2 separate regions of the Homo sapiens genome follow, and region 2 is linked to region 1. A link is a loop called in an ENCODE intact Hi-C map of the cell type or tissue named here. Cell type or tissue: IMR-90. All regions are shown on one strand. Each heading gives the region's core, and the rest is flanking DNA. Links, peaks and the distances in the headings are about the cores only.

Region 1 (9,961 bases), core at 1,263-9,262:
GTTTGGAACCCAGTGGCTAAGAAAGACGTTGCCAAGTGTCACACTGAAAACAGGAAAGCTTTCCTGGGCCCTGGGTGTGGAGGCCACCGAACAATGAAAGGGGAAGCCTGTAAGAAGAATAACAATGACACGGAAGCCTGCTCCAGCCTGGTGAAATCCCTTCTGCAGTTTTTACAAGAAGCAAAACAAACAACAGTCTGACCCCTCGGCTCGCCCCCGACGCCACACCCCCTCCTCAGTCCGCATGTTGGGTCAGGAAGGGCAGTGGTGTGGCCAGATCCATGAAAGGGATTCTAAGAACAAAGCCTGTGCCGTTTACCTGCAGATCAAAGTTTGCCGTTAATAACATGTGTGTTGGAGAGGGCAGAGAGAGGACCGTTGCCCCTGCATTCCATTAAAAAGGGATTATGGGCTGTCTGACCAGGTAAGCAGTGTGATCTGTGAACAGAAACTTGTCCTTTGGAAGTGGGGCTGTGGCAAAACAAAAGCCTTAGGAGACGTAATCAGCAACCGTTCACTGCAGCAGGGCGGGTGGCGCGGTGTCTGTGTTTGTGCCTGTGTGCAAGGGCATGTGCGATATTTTCTGCTGTTGCTAAGATGGGTTCCCCCTTCACTGGCCTCTCGCCCAATCGAAAGGTAGCTGCTCCTCATTGGCTGCCTGGCTTTATCGAATGACCATGACGAGCTGGAGCGAAGCCCACCTCATTGGCTTATTCCTATGGCCATTGTCAGGGGAGAGCAAATCAGACACCTAATCAATATTTTGTGAAGTGGCACTAGACTCTTGGCTAAATTTGCATTAAATTTCTCCCTGTCTGTGCCTTTGCACTCAGATAAGCATCATATTAACTTCGGGGATAGAGAGAGAGACGAGCAATCAAACACTGTCATCCTTCAGCCATTTTGGATGAATCTCTGAGTCTTGGCAAAAATCTTGGAGTGCCGAGCGTGCAACAGAGAAATTAGTCATAAACAGATGCAAACCTCCCGAGCAGAGACATATTTAACTAGGCTAGATTAGTGGTGGCCCTTCTAGACAAAAACTGATTTACTTCCTTCCTTCTTCTTTCCTTCCTTCCTTCCTTCCTATATTCATTCAACAATTATTTATTGCACACCTATTCTGAGTCAGGTTCTTCGATGGCCCCGGATATATCACTGTGCCAGGCAAGAAATATTTCCCTGCTAGGTCTTTCAGGGTGCTAAAGGGCCGGGGTTCATCACATGGTAAATTACCTGGCTCTTGAAGAAAAGAGAGGGGGCTCTGATCATCATCCATGGAACGAGATGGAACCGAAGTCCCACAGATGAAAGTCTCCTGAGTAGGCACAGATTCTGAATGAAAAACTGGCCTAGTAACTGGAGTTCCCCAGAATTCAACATGAATGTCAGTTAAAATGTGGATAGGTAGTGGTCCTGAGGAAGAGAAAAAAATGGATGTGAATACATTTCCTGTCTTTCAGAGAAAACCAGGAAAGAAATTCCACATGCCCTCTACCTCCCATCACTAAGCAGCTAAGCTATACCTGCACCCCTGCCCTCTGCGCTCCTTCCTGTTGGAACAAACAACGAGGCGTGTTTCTATCAAAATCAACGCTTTGGCTTGTGTACAAGTCCCAGCGCCATTCGCCCACTCAAGCATCTCCTGTCATTCTCACCTTGTTCTCTTACATCATCAAATTTTCAATCTTCCCCTCTCATCATCATTAAAAAATGCTGCAATATCCCTCATCTTTAAAAATAAAGATAATTAAAAAAAACACACACACAACTCTTTATAGATCCAAGGCTGATGTTCAGCCAGCGCCCATGAGCACTATTATGGTGATTGCTAAAATACTGAAAGAATTCTGGATGGGTTGGTGAGCACTGCTACCCTGAGCCTCCCGAGTATCTGCCTCTGACCTTTTCCAACCTAGCCTCTTCCCTGGGACCTCCTGGACAGCCTATAATCCAGAAACCAAAAGGTTAATGCCAGGACCAGCAAAGTCCTCCAAGACCCTGCTCCAGACCTATAGGCAGCATCCCTTCTGACTGCTCAGTGCCCATGCCATAGTTATTCTAATAGCATCCCTGCTTAGACACGGCATTTTCTTCGAGTCATTCCCTCTTCCCCTCGCCACTACTTTCCTCTCCTTTAGAGTAAAACCCCTGGAAGAGTTGTCTATCCTGTCTCCATTTATCTTTTTTTCTTTTTTGAACCCATTTCAACCAGATTATGTTTCCAATCTCTCCAGCATCACTTTTCTCAAGGTTATCAAGGAAACCTCCACTTTGCCAAATCCAAAGATCAGGCCTCAGTCCTCATCTTATTTGGCTTACTAGTGTCATTTGACACAGCTGACCAATTCCTTTTCCTTAAAACATCTTTTTTTGTTACTTTCTTTCCTTGTCTCTGAGACGCCACTTTCTCCTGGCTCTCCTTCTTTCCGTCGGTCTGCCTTTTGCTCTCCTTTTCTGGTTCCGTCTCACCATCCTGGTCCCTAAGGCTGAAGCTCTCTAGGGCCCAGTCTCTGGAATCTCATCTATTTTCCTCTCTGCATTCACTCTTTGGGTGATCTCTTCTAGTCCCTTGACACTGAATACCATCTATATGCCAATGATTGTCAAATTTCTATTTCCTGCACCAACATTTCTACACTCATAATCCAATTGTCACTCTGCGCCTTCACTTGAATATATAATATACATCTCAAATTTAAGTTGTGTAGAACTGCGCCCTTGCTATTCCCATCAAAACTTCTTTTTCTTGCCCCTGGTCTTCATCTTAGAAAGTGACAACATCATTTTTCCTATTGCTGAGGCCAAAATCCTTGGAGTCAGCCTTGACTCCTCTCTTTTCTCTCACACCAAACTATAATCTACCAGTAAATTCTGAAGCCCTACCCTCAAATCAGACCCAGAATCTAACGATTTATCACCACCTCCCACCACAGCCATTTAAGTCCAAACCACTATCATGTGTCTCCTTTATTAATGCCATGATGATGCAAAGGTTTCCCTGCTGTCAGCCCGGCCCCTTTTACAATCTCTTCTTTGCACATTGGCTGAATAAGTCTCTTCAAGTAAATTTAGTTCATTATACTCCTTTGCTCAGAGTTTCCAAATGGGTTTCATCTCGCCTAGAATAAAATTCAAAGTCTATACACTACAGTTAGACACTAAATGGAGCCCACACATTATTAGCTGGGTTCCGGCTTTGCTCCACAGTGTGGCCATCTTCCAAATATGTTATTCATCACAAGGAAGACTGGGTAAGAATATGAATGTTTTATTATGCAAATCTAAAAATAAAACAAACAAAAACAAAATATTTGTTACAAAGTTAAATCTTAATGATGGTCCCTTATGAACTTCAACTTTTTATTTAAGGGCACTATATTGCCTTAATGTGCATTAAAATGATTTCATTTTGTCTCCATTCATACCATGAGCTGAAATTAAATTATGTCTAATTGTCAGTGTACATAGTGGGCAGTATTGAATCAACAAATGCTTAGAAAATGACCTTTTTTTTTTTGAGACTGGTTCTCACTCTATCATCAAGGCCAGAGTGCAGTGGAGCGGAGCAATCATGACTCACTGCAGCCTTGACTTCCTAGGCTCAAGCGATCCTCCCACATCAGCCTCCAGAGTAGCTGGGACTACAGGCATGAACCATCACATCTGGTTAATTTTTGTATTTTTGTAGAGATGGGGTTTTGCCATGTTGCCCAGGTTGGTCTTGAATTCCTGGGCTCGAGCAATCTGCCCATCTCAGCCTCCCAAAGTGCTGGGATCGCAGGTGTGAGCCACTGGACTTCTTATTAATTACCTGTGAGGATGATAATGATAATCATAAATTGAATATTCCTGGGTAAGTTATGGCATTTTATGTATTTAAATTACATATATTTCCAACAACTTTATCTCCATTCTAAAGGTGCAGCCACAGTTTTGTGGCTCAGAAAATTTGATGCCTTAATCAAGGTATAGTACTTGCTATGGTAAGTAACACAGTTTGAGAGCAATGGTCTGTGTGGCTTCAATGTTTGTGCTTTTGCAATAGCCATATCATGGTGAACCATTTACAGATGTAATACTTTTGTCTTTATCATGCTATCATCATTATTATCTCAACAAACTCTAAGGATCACTGACAAGTGAGAAGCTGATACTGCTGTCCTTGGTCTATGAATGAGTATGCTGAGCTCCAAAGAGCCTCAAGCTCAAGTAAGAAGAAAACCCCAGTCCTCTGTTCCCCTCTCCCAGTATGTTTCCCCTAGTGTCTCATGCTACTTTACCCATATTTTTCTTAGCTAAGTGAGTGAATTGGACCTATTTACCCTTAGAGTTCCAGAACAGATTTCCTAGAATCTATCAGTTTGCAGGTCACCTTTTTCATATACCATGCTTTACAATGCCAATTCCCCATCTGCCAGAACATAAGCCTTCTTTCTGAAGATGCTCTCAAGCCCATGGGGAGCTGAGCTCAAATGTACTAATTTTCTGATGTCAAATTCCAATCAGGTGTTTGTTTTTAATATGAAAAAGAAACTAGACAAATTCAAAACTGTGCACATGCACTTGTATATTCTGACATAATCCAATAAAGAACAACTTCCTATGTGGTGGAGAATCTCCTAGATTTCATATTATTTTTTGAGAATTTAGTTTTTATGAACTAATCATGACTTACCCCTGTTTGCACCAAATATGCCCCTTTTGTCAATAGCCTCTGTGTTGAATGATTCTTCTGTCCTTGGTCCAGGGAAGAACCAAGGAGGGAGAATCCTATTGAGGAATCAGAACAATGGAGTGACATTGTGTAGCCTCTGCCACAAGAAGGCTGATCTTCTAGGTCACATAAATATGAAGCCCCAGCTGGCCAAGTGAATCAGGATACAAGTATAGCTATTAGGAGATGCATGTCTTAGTTTCACTTCTCTAAAGAAAACAGAAATTCATACAAAGCTCTGCCATAGGGTCAACTTCATGGGTTGAATAAATGAATGAATGGTCATTCAGTCATTCAACAAGTACACCTGCTGTTTTCAAGTCACTGCTGTCAGTGTTACGAAGAGAAATCCTTTTTAAAGTTCTTCATTGTATGTACAAGTTATATATAAAGAGTCACTTTGACTGAATGTTGCTGCTAGATACTTCAGCACTTGGATACCTGCACATTCTGCTGAAGGAAACTCACCCTGGGACAATCAGGGTTAGAGAAGCAATGGTATAGTAACACATCCATTTAGTACAGTCCGCAGAAATAATTTTAACACATATGAAACACAACCATGTCTAATGAAGAAAGTAAACCTCTTTTAAATGAATTGCTAATATTATAGTCTACTTAGAATAAATATTTTCAGACAAAGACAAGCCCAGTGGTTGCACAAGCTAAGCAAGCCCAGCTTATTGTCCAGGAATTTAAATAAGTGCATTTTTTAAAGGTATGCTAATTCTGAGTTGGTTTATTAAAATTAATCTTGGAGATGATTTTTCAGCAATCAATGAATTTCTTTAAGACGAGTTATACCGTTGAGATATAATAGTCAGATGCTGTCACATTCATAGTTAACAAGCTTTCTTCTAAGTATTTTTCATGTGTGTGATCTGTGATCATAAGATTCCTGAGGGCAGAATTACAGTTACTCTTTCAAAGAGGAGTAGCTTCTTATCCTCCAATGTTTTATCAGTGCTGAGTACAGAAAGGACTCTTGTACAAAGTTCAAAACAGAAATAGACGGTCTCACTAACAGGAATACTTATATGGACTAGAAAAAGGTAACCATGACACCAGAGACCAAGGGCATCTATAATACAATGGGGACCTACCAATTCACATGATTCAGAGGGAAAAGAAACTGGGCAGGTCTGGCTTGCTTCTCTTGGTACCTCCATGAAATCTGCAGGGCTCTGCAAAGAACAGTTTGAAGACCACGGATATAGCCTACCTTCTAATTTCTCAAAAAGAGAAACTGAGACCAAGAAAGGCAAAATGGCTTCTCCAAAATTATATAACCAACTGTTACTGAGCTGAAATTAGTTTCCTGTTTCCCAAGACAGTACTTTTCCTCATCCCAGACTCATCTCAATTTCAGAGTTTACTGCAGCCTCCCTCCAGCAACCTTTCCTCTCTATTTCAGGCAACCAGAGCAAGCCAGGTTGGGACTGAGCCACCCAAAGCCATTTGTCAGTGCCAGTCTCCCACTGGGCAATGCTAACCCCAGCATCTGGTCCTGGTTTCTAGCACTTACGCTGTCGTGATTAAAGAGTTGACATATGTAAACAAACCATAACTTAAGCACAACATGGTCAGTGAGTAGAGCCCAAACGTGGATGAGTGCTGACTCATAAGTTAAGAAGGAGCCAGTTTAGAAATTTCTAGTCTTGTTTTTCTCTTGTGACAGGTATATAAATATTGCAATTGCTACAGACAGCTTTTTTTTGTGCTTTACATTGATTTTTATTTTATTATTATTTTTTTCTTTCCAATGTTTAGGTTCAGGGGTACATGTGCAGGTTTGTTACATGGGTTTATTGTGTGTTGTGGGGGTTTAGTGTACAGGTTGTTTCATCATACATATATATATGTGTGTGTGTGTATATATATATATCCTATAGATATATATATCCTATTTTATACATATATATCCTGTAAGTCTGTACCTCTAGAGAACCCTAATACAATGTGATATACCACATAAACAGAATTAAAAACAAAAATCACATGATCATCTCAATAGATGCAGAAACAGCATTTGATAAAATGCAGCATCCCTTTATGATTAAAACTCTCACCAAACTCTCTGGTACCAAGCCTAGTACCCAATAGATAGTTTTTTGATCTTCACCATCCTTCCACCCTCCACACTCAAGTAGGCCCCATGTCTATTGTTCCCTTTTGTGTGTCCATGTGTATTTAATGTTTAGCTCTCACTTATAAGTGAGAATATGTGGTATTAGGTTTTCTGTTCTAGCGTGAGTTTGCTTAGGATAACGGCCTCCAGCTCCTTCCATGTTGCTGCAAAGGACATGATTTCATTCTTTTTTTATGGCTGCATACTATTTAATAGTACATATGTATCACATTTTCTTTATCCAGTCCACTGTTGCTGGACATCTAGGTTCATTCTATTTAACCTTTGCTATTGTGAATAGTGCTACAATGAGCACACATGTGCATGTGGCCTTATGGTAGAACAATTTATATTCCTGTGAGAATATATATAATAATGGGATTGTTGGGTTGAATAAAGTTCTATTTTAAGTTCTTTGAGAAACCCACAAATTGCTTTCCACAGACAGCTTCTTGTAATTCTTACGCTCAAATATTTCTTAACCCCATAGCAAGTTTAACAAAATGTATTCTACCCCATTTTGACTAAGTAGGACTTTTTGAGGGCCAGTAGGCTGGAGTTACTTTCAGATTTGAATCAGGTCTTGATTACTCAGTGGGACATGCCAGGGCCAGCATGGTGAGAAAACTCTTTGGGACTCTTTTCAGGTCACCAAAATAATCTTATTTGCTGAGAGTGTACATAATTTTACTGGCTCTCTTCTTGGGACAGACACCATTTTGTGTGGCCACACTCAGACAATATGTGACACAAGATTGAAAGATCCACAGCAACATCAGCAGCATAATCTGAGAGATGTGCTGTTTTCCTCTGTTGCTGAAATCTGGTTGCGTTATTTTGTTTGACTAACAAGTTGTATTTCCCACTTTGTGAAACAAGCTAGAGCCTCGCCATTCAAATTGTGGTCAAGTGCATTAGCAGAACCTGGGAATTGGTTAGATAGGTAGACTCCCAAGCTTCATAGAATCAGACTCACTCAATCAGAATCTGCATTTTAACAAGATGCCCAGTTGATCTGTAAGCACATTAAATTTGAGAAGCACTGATCTAGAGATAAAGACCATGATCCTCTGGCTTCACCATGAGCTCCATCTATAAAATTTCAGTTAGTGGACCACGTTGGTTTTGGACAGTTAAATAGAGAAGAAAAACAAATCCAAAGCTTCCTTAAAGTGAATTCTCTTTTTGCCCCAGCAGGTTTATCACTTTCATCTTTTCCTTTAAGAGCTGTTGGAGAATGATAATGTTTGATGTTGTACCACCATTCAAATCTCATCTTGAATTGTAATCCCATAATCCCCATGTGACATGGGAGGGACCCAGTGGGAGGTAATTGAATCGTGGAGGTCTTTTCCACCCATGCTGTTCTCATGATAGTGAGTGAGTTCTCATGAGATCTGATGGTTTTATAAGGGGCCTCCCCCTTCACCCAGCACTCATTCTCTCTCCTGCTGCCCTGTGAAGAAGTGCCTGGTGCCATGATTGTAAGTTTCCCGAGGCCTCCCCAGCCATGTGGAACTGTGAATCAATTAAACCTCTTTTCCTTATAAATTACTTAGTCACAGGCAGTTCTTTATAGCAGCATGAAAATGAACTAATATAGAGAATAATTTTTTTGAATCACCAATGAGGACTTGAAGGAGGTTATACATCGTGGATTGTTATAGCTGCTAGTATATATGTTGGCTTTAAATTAAGAGTCATTTTGGCTAGGCACAGTGACTCATGCCTGGAATCCCAGCACTTTGGAAGGCTGAGGCAGATGTATCATATGAGGTCAAGAGTTCTAGACCAGTCTGGCCAACATCTACTAAAAATACAAAAATTGGCCAGGTGTAGTGGTGCATGCCTGTAGTCCCAGATACTTGGGAGGCTTGAGGCACAAGAATCACTTGAACCCAGGAGGTGGAGGTTGTAGTAAGCTGAGATGGCACCACTGCACTCCAGCCTGGGTGACAGAGTGAGACTCTGTTTCGGAAAAAAAAAAAAAAAAAAAAAAGGAGTCTCTCCTTCATTTCTAGACATTCAGTTGGCCACCAAGGCCTTTTGATTTTACCTCCTAAATTGTTTTCTAAACTGAGTACTCCCTTTTGTTCCCACTGCTGTACTTTAGAGCTCATCCTTTCACCTATAAAGTGGATATTAAAACAGTCTTTCAACTGCATGACAGGCCTCCCTATGTCATGTTCTCCTCTCATCTAGTGTGTCTTCCAATCTGTTGTCAGAATATTCTCAAAGGCAGCTCTGATCATATTGAAGTCCACCAATGGTATCTGATAAAGTCAACACCTACAAGTATGTTATGCAAGGTCTTTGGTCATGTTGGTTTTTTCTACCTGCCCAATCCCATTTCTTCTACTTTCCTACTTTTATTCCAACCTCCCAACATACACTCCATGCCTTCCCCTTTGCCCAGGCAGCCTCTCTGCTGGGATTTCTCCTTTTTCTCTCTCTTCCAGATAAACCTCTTCTTCTAAGATCATGTCATGCTTTTTATGTGACGCTCTTCTTGACCATGACTCTCTACCACTAAGGTAGAGTTGACCATCCTCAGAGCCTGATAGCACTTCATACTTGCTCTATAAGCAGTGCTTTCACTGAACTGAAGTGTTGGTAAATGTGTCTATTGTTGTACTAGTCTAGAAGAACTTAGGGCCGGGAACCATGTCATATCTTTCTTTTTTTTTTTTTTTTGTATCTTGAGTATCAAGTACCATTGCTAACATATAGTATATTAACTCTCAATAAATATTGATGAATTAAATAACTAAATGAATATAGTCATTGTGCAAAATAGCTATCCCATTGTCCCTGGGAACTGTGAAAACTATGCAGCCTCCACAGGTCTAGGAACTATTTTCAAAGGATGAATCTTTCAATTTCTCCAATAATGGATATTAAGGAATTGGACTGACGTTAACAGTAAAAATTACCTACATGAGCTCTGCCACTACCATAAAGGAAAACAATCCTATCTCAAATCCTGTATCAAACACCAGATCACCTGTGACATCTAGTGAAGAGCAGAATTATAGCCTAAGGCACAACCATGTTGTGCCCTACCTTCCAGTGACTTGGACTGTTAAAGTGAACACCAGCCACTCTGCCAGATGGTC
Region 2 (9,961 bases), core at 930-8,929, 50 kb after region 1:
TCTATTTATTATAATTTAAGACACTGATTAGTTGACAATTTTGACAATATTGCTAGTTTATTGCTAGTTCTGTAATGAAATTAATTTTAGAATAAAGATCATCATTCTAACCACCCTATCCCCACCTGCCTGAGGGGAAAAAATACACACACACACACACACACACACACACACACACACACACACACACAGATATCTACTGCATAACAACATTTTGGTCAACAACATACCACATATACAATGGTGGTCCCATAAGGTTTTAATGGAGCTGATAAATTCCTATCTCCTAGTGATGTCATAGCCATCGTAACGTCATAGCATAACACATCACCTTTTCCATATTTAGATATGTTTAGATGCACAAATACTTGTTTTGCAGTTGTTTACAGTGTTCAGTACAGTAACATGCTGTACAGGTTTGTGGCCTAGGAACAATAGGCTATACAAAATAGCTCAGGTGTGTAGTAGGTTATACCAACTAAAGTTGTGTAAGCACACTCTATGCTGATCACACAACAATGAAATCACTTCATGATGCAGTCCTCAGAATATATCTTCATTGTTAAGTAAAGCATGACTATGTATGATGCATGACTGTCTCTCATATCCATTTATGTATCTATTCATGAGAGGTTTGGGAGCAAATTTTTAAAACAATTACTCCAACTCTCTGATTTACTTTACCACACAGACAGGGTCTTTATTGATCCCTTCTCTGTGGACCGGAAGCCTATTTTTCCGCCATATATTTGCAACTCATTCAAATGATCATCATTACCTTACAGAAAATTAAACGATTCAAGTGGTGCTATCCTACCTTCCCCCAGAGATATTATTCTCCTTTCTAAGTGACCCTAGGCTTCAAAGTGTCTAGAGGCACTGACACGTGTCTTGAGACAACAAAAAAGACAGGTGACTTGGATTATCATGCAGGATCCAGAATAAGCATGTGGTCAGCTAGAGTAGTTTGGCAAGTAAGGATGATTTGGGGTGACTAATATTCCTAACTGTTCTTTGAATGAGTAAAATAAAATAAGAAAAAAAATTGCTTATTTTCAGATTTCCTTTCTCACTGAAGCCCTAGAAGGTAATTCAAGAAAACCTTCAACTCTTGTGGGGGGCGGAGGGGAGAAGAAACATGACATCTCCACTTTTAGCCTAGAGTCCCCCTTTTCTCCCCATCTCATTATGTCATTTCTATTTACATGTGCTGATTAAATAATTTCTTCTCCAGCCCCCTCCTTGCTTCATTCAGAAACTGTATTGACCCAACTTCCTGGAGAGGAAACCCAAGCTTTGAGAGCCCCTTCCCTAACTGGGATAGCAGGAGCCACGCAGGGAACAGATTCTGACCCTGGGAGAAGTCATTACTATATTGAGAAGCATGACACAAAAGATGCAGACCCTCAACTCCACTGCAATAGTATGAAGCATTTTAATGTAGAACAGGAAGGCATATGCAAACGTAAAGAGGAATTAAATTCGGTACAACGCCAGACAGTCTCCAGCGCCCCCACCCCCTTGACTGCTCCTGCTACAAACCAGGGTCAAAGGCAGAGGGGATCAATAATGCTAAAGAGTAGTGCTGCAGTAAGAAACAAATCATTGCAAATAGATAAAATGGTCTCTGTGCTCAGGGCTCCTGATGAAAGTCCCACATCTGCCATTTGACATTAGCCTAGTGACACCCCCTCCATAGGAGAGGGGAATAAGCAAGAGAGATAGGGAAAGAAATAGCAGGAGCCGGGGGTGATATCACAGGATTGTGTTGTCTTCAACTGAGAAGCCCCAAATACCTGTGTCCGTCTGGCCAATTCAAGGAGAAATCACTGAGGTTGTAAACTATTTTTAGAATCACTGGGGATAAACTATACCTCAGTTTCAAGAGGTCATAAGGTAGCTTAGTGAAGTCAACAGAAGGATAAACAGAAAGCTAATTGTATTTAATGACTTATATTTGTTAAGTGCTTATAACATAAACCATGCATTTTACTAATAAGAAATGCAGGCTGGGCTCAGTGGCTCACGCCTGTAATCCCAGCACTTTGGGAGGCCGAGGCAGGTGGATCACCTGAGATCAGGAGATTAAGACTAGCCTGGCCAACATGGTGAAACCCGTATCTACTAAAAATACAAAAAATTAGGCATATGTGGTGGCTTATGCCTGTAGTCCCAGCTACTTGGGAGGCTGAGGCACGAGAATCCCTTGAACCCAGGAGGCAGAGGTTGCAATGAGCCGACATTAGGCCACTGCACTCCAGCCTGGACAACAAATTGAGACTCGGTCTCCAAAAAAAAAAAAAAAAGAGGCCGGGCGCGGTGGCTCACGCCTGTAATCCCAGCACTTTGGGAGGCCGAGGTGGGCGGATCACGAGGTCAGGAGATCGAGACCATCCTGGCTAACACGGTGATACCCTGTCTCTACTAAAAATACAAAAAAATCAGCCAGGCGCAGTGGCGGGCGCCTGTAGTCCCAGCCACTCGGGAGGCTGAGGCAGGAGAATGGCGTGAACCCGGGAGGCGGAACTTGCAGTGAGCCGAGACTGCGCCACTGCACCCCAGCCTGGGTGACAGAGTAAGATTCTGTTTTGGAAAAAAAAAAAAAAGAAAGAAAGAAAGAAGGAAAGAAAGAGAGAGAGAGAGAGAGAGAAAGAAAGAAAGAAAGAAAGAAAGAAAGAAAGAAAGAAAGAAAGAAAGAAAGAAAGAAAGAAAGAAAGAAAGAGAGAGAGAGAGAGAGAGAGAAAGAAAGAAAGAAAGAAAGAAAGAAAGAAACAGAAAGAGAAAGATGAGGCTCAGAGAAATTAAATCACTTTCCCAGTATCATAAGATTATAAATGGTAGATCCAGGACCAAGGTCTGCTTCACTATAAAGCGAGATAGTGCTCTTAACCCCAATGTTACCTCTCTCAAGGTTCATTTGTAAATACAATTAAATATCTTTCTCAAAGCATTTCCTGTTGTCGTGGTCTTCAACAGGTAGAGGTCATTAGTGTGCATGTGACCTATCTGGATTCATAGCCCCTGATGAAATAAGGAGAAAAGTGTCTCTAAAGGTGATTGTGCTGTCTGGTTATAGGGTAGAGCCATAAAACAATGGATTGTAGGGAAATGCAGTCAGCATAGAGATTTAAGCCTAGTACTATACCATTTGCTTCCGTTGGCTAAATCTGTTCAGAGAAAATTATGCTGTTGAATTAAAGCAATAAACTGGTGATTTCTACTGTTGGTCATTAATCTTCTGTGTTTTTGTTGTTGTTGTCAATATATGACATATAATGGTGAGAACCTTCACTGATAGAAGCAAGAGTAGTATAGGAGACAGAGAACTGCTTGCCAAGAAATAAATTCCATATTGGGAGTGCACTTTTGCCTTTTCTGTAGGCAAAACGGCCTCAGTATTCCCAAGTCTCTTGACTCACTTCACTGATGCTACCCTAGCGGTAAAAAAGGAAAAACTCTAAATGACCAACAACCACTTTGTTTTACTTGTGGTTGAAAATTATTTTTCTGCTTTATGAAGGAAAGTAAGATTTATTGAGCAGGTACAATACATTTCTTATGCTAGGTGATTTATACACACATTATCTCACCGACTTCTCACAACTGTCTTTTGAGATACTACATGCCCACCTTCCAGCTGATGGAACTGGAGTTAGAGTGATCAATTTGCCTGGAGCAGCAATCTATGTAGCTGCATAGGAATTCAAGTCCACATTCTTGGGACTTTCCAGTCAGTACTCTTTCCTCTACTCTCTTCCTTGGTCCTCTTTAATGATTTAGGTCCTTGTCACACCTCTTTGGGTTATCATTCTAAATTTCAACAGTCATAGATCAATAGAGTAGGAGGTATAGATCAGAGGTGCCCAATCTTTTGACTTCCCCGGGACACACTGGAAGAAGAAGAATTGTCTAAGGCCACACATAAAACACACTAACGCTAGCGATAGCTGATGAGATTTTTTTTTTAATCGCAAAATATCTCATAATGTTTTAAGAAAGTTTACAAATTTGTGTTGGGCCACTTTCAAAGCCATCCTGGGTCACATGTGCCCCACGGGTCATGGGTTACACAAGCTTGGTATAGAAGATTAAGCTGAAAAAGTGTACTGAAATAAATGTATATTCTTGAAGTTAATGCTTTGTCTAAACTCTTAAGCTAATGGGTTTATCTCTCTTTATCTCTTTCAACTAAAGTTGGAATATAGAAAAATCATTTTAATTACTTGAAAGTTTGGGTTAGCTGATTCCAGATTTCTGGAGACTTAAAGATAAGCATCTCATGTCAAAAAAAAAAACCCCTCTATTGGATAATGAATAATTGGCAAAGAATGTGAGAGGAGGAGATATAATGCGTCTTCAACCTCTGAGAACCATGCATGTAGAGGAAAGAGCTTGATCTGAAAGTCACCCAGTCCCAAATGAGAATGCTGGATCCACCACTGGGTAAAGTGGAGCAAGTTATTTTATGTCTCTGAGCCTCTTTCTCTTCATCTTTATAATCTAAATGATGCCATCAACCTTAGAGTGTTGTTATGAGGGCCAAATGAGATGATATATACAAAATGTCAAGCATTCTGCCTGGCACATAGACACCTTCAGTAAAGCTTAGTTTCTTGCCCAATCCCTTCTGATATAGCTTTTTATTAATGTAGATTTTTTTAAATTTTATTTTTAAATTTTTGAGATTTTCAAAATATTTTTACATTTTGGGGGGTTCCATCATGATATTTTGATACATGTCATGTGTAGTGATCAGGTCAGATGAATTAGCATATCCATCACCTCAAATGTTTGTCATTTCTATGTATTGGGAAGTTCACTATCCTCTCTTCTAGCTATTTGAAAATACATATTATTGTTAACTACAGTCATCTTACAGTGTGCTAAAGCACTAGAAGTTATCTCTCTCATCTGGTTGGTACAGCCACTATGAAGAACAGTATGGCAGTTTCTTAAAAAGTGTATCCAGCAATCCCACTACTGGGTTTTTTTGTTTGTTTGTTTGTTTGTTTGTTTTTTAGATGGAGTTTCACTCTGTTGCACGGCTAGAGCGCAGTGGCGTGGTCTCGGCTCACTGCAACCTCCGCCTCCCAGGTTCAAGTAATTCTCCTGCCTCAACCTCCCAAGTAGCTGAGACTACAGGTACCTGCCACCACACCCAGCTAATTTTTGTATTTTTAGTAGAGACAGAGTTTCACCATGTTGGCCAGGCTGGTCTCGAACTCCTGACCTCAAGTGATTCGCCCGCCTCAGCCTCCCAATGTGTGGGGATTACAGGCATGAGCCACCATGCCTGGCACAGTACTGGGTATTTATCCAAAGAAAAGGAAATTGATATGTCAAAGAGGTGTCAACACCTTGATGTTCACTGCATCACTATTCACAATGGCCAAGATATGGAATCAACCCAAGTGTCCAACAACAAATGAACAGATAAAGCAAATGTAGTATATGTGCCCAATGGAATACTATTCAGCCATAAAAAAAGAATAAAATCCTGTCATTTGCGGCAACATGGATGAGAGCCTGGAGAACAATATGTTAAGTTAAATAAGCCAGGAACAGAAAGTTAAACACCACATGTTCTCATTCTTGTGTGGAAACTAAAGAAGTTGCTCTCACAGAAGCAGAGTAGAACAGAGGTTACTAGAGGCTAAGAAGGCTAGGGGGAAGGAGGACAGAGATTTATTAAACTATGCATCTGTTTATTATACTTGGATAAGTTGGCTTGAGGGCATGTGCAGTGCACACTGTAGTCCAGTGGAGAGTCCATCTAGGGAGGAAATTGTTTCTTATTCTCACTTTCTGCAAATTGAATTGGTTGGAGGAAGAGGCCATTTATAGCCTTGCCATTTATAACCATGGCTACACTGGTATTCATGGCTGGGAAGGTGGCATTTCAAACAAAGAATGTCTGACAATTGTAGGCCCAGATGATTACTTTACTACTATTTGTTGTGTTGTAGAACAGATCTCCATATTGTGTCATTCGGAGTCACTCACAACTGCCTGGATCCCACAGATGGTGTCTCCGCTTTTATACTGCCCTACTTTCCCAGAATTTCTCCATCTCCAGGGCCATTACCGCCTCCTGACTCTCTCGCACTTATCTTATTATGCTATTATCCTGCACCCAGCACTGGCTGTTTTATTTTCTACTTTCTGCCACAATATTATGGTCCTGAGTTGCAGCCTCCTAGATAGTGTCTGTCTGCTTACTGTTTGTGTGCTTCGCTGGGGAAAAGGGTGGTACGCAGTCTCCATTTGTACATACGTTATCAGAGGAGAGACAATGCCAAAGCATTCAGGGGAGCGGGAACATGCTACTGGGGATGCTGCAGGCAGAGGGAGAGGTAGAGCACTCCAGCTAAAAGAATTAAAACCCATAGTTTAAAGTCACCACATACCCTGATACATAAACAATCCAGACTGAAAGGGAAAGTTAGCAATTAGCTAGCAAATTATTTTTACATTCGTTCTCCTTTTTGAAAAATCACTTTGCAGTATTAATATCAAGAGTGACTGCCTACACAGAGTTCTCTGCCTCAATTACAGCCATGTTTGCATATAGATTGAACAGAATGGAATTCAAGGGTTGTTTGGATCCAGTGCCAGGTTCAAATTACACCTTGAGTTTCAAGTATTAGTTGTGTCATCTGGATTATAGTCTTAGCTCTGCAATGAGTCTGCCAGATTACTCAATGTCTTTGAGCCCCCATTTCCTCATCTATAAAATGGGAATAATACTGTCTATCTTGCATGGTTTTAGGAAAGATAAATGAAATATATATGAGCTTCTGATTTTGTGCCTGATTCATAATCAGAGCAACTGATGTCTCTTTACTCATCCTTCTTCGTTCTTTAACACTCAAATTCATCATCACTGCATCAATCCACAAGCAATTAATTATTACATAACCCTGATGGCCTATCTTACCAGCTAAAATGAAGTTTCCATGGGGCTAGAATCATTGCATTTTACTCAGCCCAGGGACTTAGACTAAAAGCTCAACAAATATTAGTGGATTTAGGAGAGAGTGGGATGATAAACCTGTACAACAACTGATGAGTTCAAGGGAAGAGAAGATTATAGTTTTCCTAATTTGATTTTTTAGCCACATTCTTATACAAATTATCATTAGTAGTAACCTTTTCAAAAATATTCTTTCTCTATTTTTATGTACAGAAAATGAGAGAGAGAAAGAAAGAAAGAGAGAAAGAGAGAGAAACAGAGAAAGAAGATAATCCTTAGAAGCTTCCTATGCTAAATAGCAGTCTCTGACCCATATTAACCAGAATGCTCACAGAAAACAAACCAATCACTTCTAAGGATAATTACTACTAATTATCTTCATTAGTAAAGATATTGTAAGGCCAGATGATTACTTTACTACTGTTCGTTGCAGGCATGATAAAGTTTGAATCAAACTCTGATTTACTATTAATTCTCTTTATTAGTAAAGATAACTAGCAGTAATAATATTAGTATTACCACTAGTTTAGTATCAATACTACTAAATACTAGTAGAACTAGTATTATTACTATTAATAATTACAATTCACTACTAACCACTTCTAGAGATAATTTAGAAGGAAGATGTGATTTAGGAAAAGAGGGAGGGAGAACCCCTGCCTCCCACAGCTAAACAAAAGTGACTTTTCAATTTTCTGACATTTTAATATTATCAGTGTTAGTATTCTAGTCCAGTGATGAAACAGATTGAAAGTTGACAGTGTATCTTTCCTGAACTCTCAAGCAGATCATAATCAGACATCATCTTTATTTACTGAACACCTACTACGTGTCCCTAGCTCAGCAGCCCAGAAACTAATTCAGATCACCTTAGCCCCCACGGGATGAAGTTTGAGCCATGCATGATAAAGTTTGAATCAAACTCTGATTTAGAAGGAAGAAACAAGCGAGCCGCCTCAAAAGGAAGGAAAAAGGCACCGGCCCCCATTCTGGGAGGGACATCGCCTCGACCTCTCCTCAAAGGAAGTCTTAAGTGTGGACCCAGGTGCTGCTGAGGGGGGCCTGGTAGGGCGGGGGAAGATAAAAGGCTTTCTGGAGGCCCTCTGACCCCAGCCATCCCACGGGAAATGAGCGAGGAGGCTGCTGGCTGGCAGACAAGCAGGTGTGCCCTTCAGAAGCCACGGAGATTAGCTGGGGCTTATCCAAACCTCTGCAGGAGGCAAATCTCTCCTGGTTCTCTCAGGAGACCTCGGTGCTCCTCTGGCATCAAATAAGCCAGATGCAGAATGAACGTCAACTTGGCCTTTTGTGAATCTAGGGCCCCAGACTGGGAATCGGGACACTATCATACTCACCAGGGCCCCAAAGAGAATAAGTTTTTAGAGAGTAAATTTAAAAAAGGAAAAGGGGGAGAAAAATGACTTCAAGGCAAGATCACAGATGAAGCTTCACTTATGTTTGAATCTTTGTCTTTGGAGCAATTGTCTGCCACCCATATTAGACCAAAAGCTGCTTTTTTCTCTAGAAAACAACTTCTGGGGAAAATAGGTGATATTTGTTCTTCAGCAAAGGTAAAAACCAGAAGACTCAAAGGTTGAGAGCTCTCTTTCTCAGAAACTCCAAAAGAAGAAAGCAAATTAGCAATTTCAGCAGTGAGAGGAGGGGGACGTAGGTCCCCATGGGTGTAGAATATGTCAGCTTTGTGCTGTGTCAAAGTATATGGATGTCCAAGAAAGATCAGTGGTGTTAGATCCAGCCGATCAAATATGCATTGAAATTCTGATTCTTCTATGTATCTGCTGTGTTATTTTAAAGCAGTCACTTAACCTCTCTGAGCATCAATCATCCCACCCTAAGATGAGCCCAGCAATGGCTCCTTCACAGAGCAGTTTAAGCATTAATAGGATAACTTATGTAAACACCTGGCATAGTAACCAGCACATAGAAGACGCTAAAGAAAAATTAGCACCTTCTATTTTTCCCTTTCTTTCAGCAATCCAATCATATATATATTAGCTATACAGATAGATATTATATATCTACTATATATTACATAAAATGATGGATTACATATTTTATATATCTACAATGTATATTATATAATTGATATATATTATATGATATATAATTGATATATATCAGTGTTACTATTACATTCAATGATGAAACAGATTGAAAGTTATATATATACAATATGATATATAATTATATGATATATAAGAGATATATATTATATGATAATAATTGATACATATCAATTAATATCATTGATATCAGAAGTCACAGGTATCAATTATATATCATATATGTCATATGTCAGATATCAATTATATATTTTATATTATAGATCTATATTTTATATATATCTATATATAGATATATTTTATATTATAGATATATATTTTATATATATATTATAGGTATATATTTATATATATCTCCCTCATATAAAACAAAAGATAAAATCCTTACTATTTTGGACCTGTAGAAACCCATTCTCAGCAGGATAAGTACTTGCCCAAACTTCACATAGACAGAAAGAGCAGAGGTTAGAACACAGATCTCCCTGATGCCCTTGCTAGAACTTGCTGTTTAATTGGCACCATAAAGACAGCCTAATACTCAGTCTCAGAATGATCTAATAATGGCCATAGTAGAAGAGAGACCTCAGAATCAGATACCAGTATACCACAGGCCACTTCTTGCAGAGGTGTCCATCAGGGAGATGGTAGTTGTAATTGTCTCTCAAACATGGTTGAAACTGGCTCACAAAACATGTGGGGCATATGGAGTATAGGTGGGACTGGTAGGGTGTGGTACTCATTTTTTTTGTTGTTGTTTTTTGTTTTGAGACAGGGTCTCACTCTGTCACCAAGAATGGAGTGCGGTGGTGCGATCTCAGCTCACTGCAACCTCTGCCTCCCAGGCTCAAGCGATTCTCCTGCTTCAGCCTCCCGAGTAGTGGGATTACAGGCACACACCACCACG

What was found. A loop is a pair of places that touch in the nucleus more often than their neighbours do. Peaks named below come from ENCODE experiments on the same cell type or tissue, not always from the same donor. Only the 100,000 strongest peaks of a DNase experiment are listed, where the experiment ranks them.
Region 2: a loop joins it to region 1, with 2.0 times the contacts of the local background. A loop is called at or near these places in 6 of 110 quality-filtered maps.

Annotation. Positions count from the first base shown.
Region 1 is chr11:122,229,603-122,239,563 of GRCh38, forward strand. All of the region lies in intron 2 of MIR100HG (mir-100-let-7a-2-mir-125b-1 cluster host gene), which reads right to left. Among named protein-coding and RNA genes, the nearest start is that of MIR100, 82 kb to the left of the region's middle. RefSeq lists an enhancer at 247-1,077. In IMR-90, for the core only: no CTCF peak of the experiment used is centred there; a DNase peak (open chromatin) is centred at 6,259; H3K27ac peaks cover 2,194 bases.
Region 2 is chr11:122,279,517-122,289,477 of GRCh38, forward strand. All of the region lies in intron 2 of MIR100HG (mir-100-let-7a-2-mir-125b-1 cluster host gene), which reads right to left. Among named protein-coding and RNA genes, the nearest start is that of MIR100, 130 kb to the left of the region's middle. In IMR-90, for the core only: no CTCF peak of the experiment used is centred there; a DNase peak (open chromatin) is centred at 5,665; H3K27ac peaks cover 1,166 bases.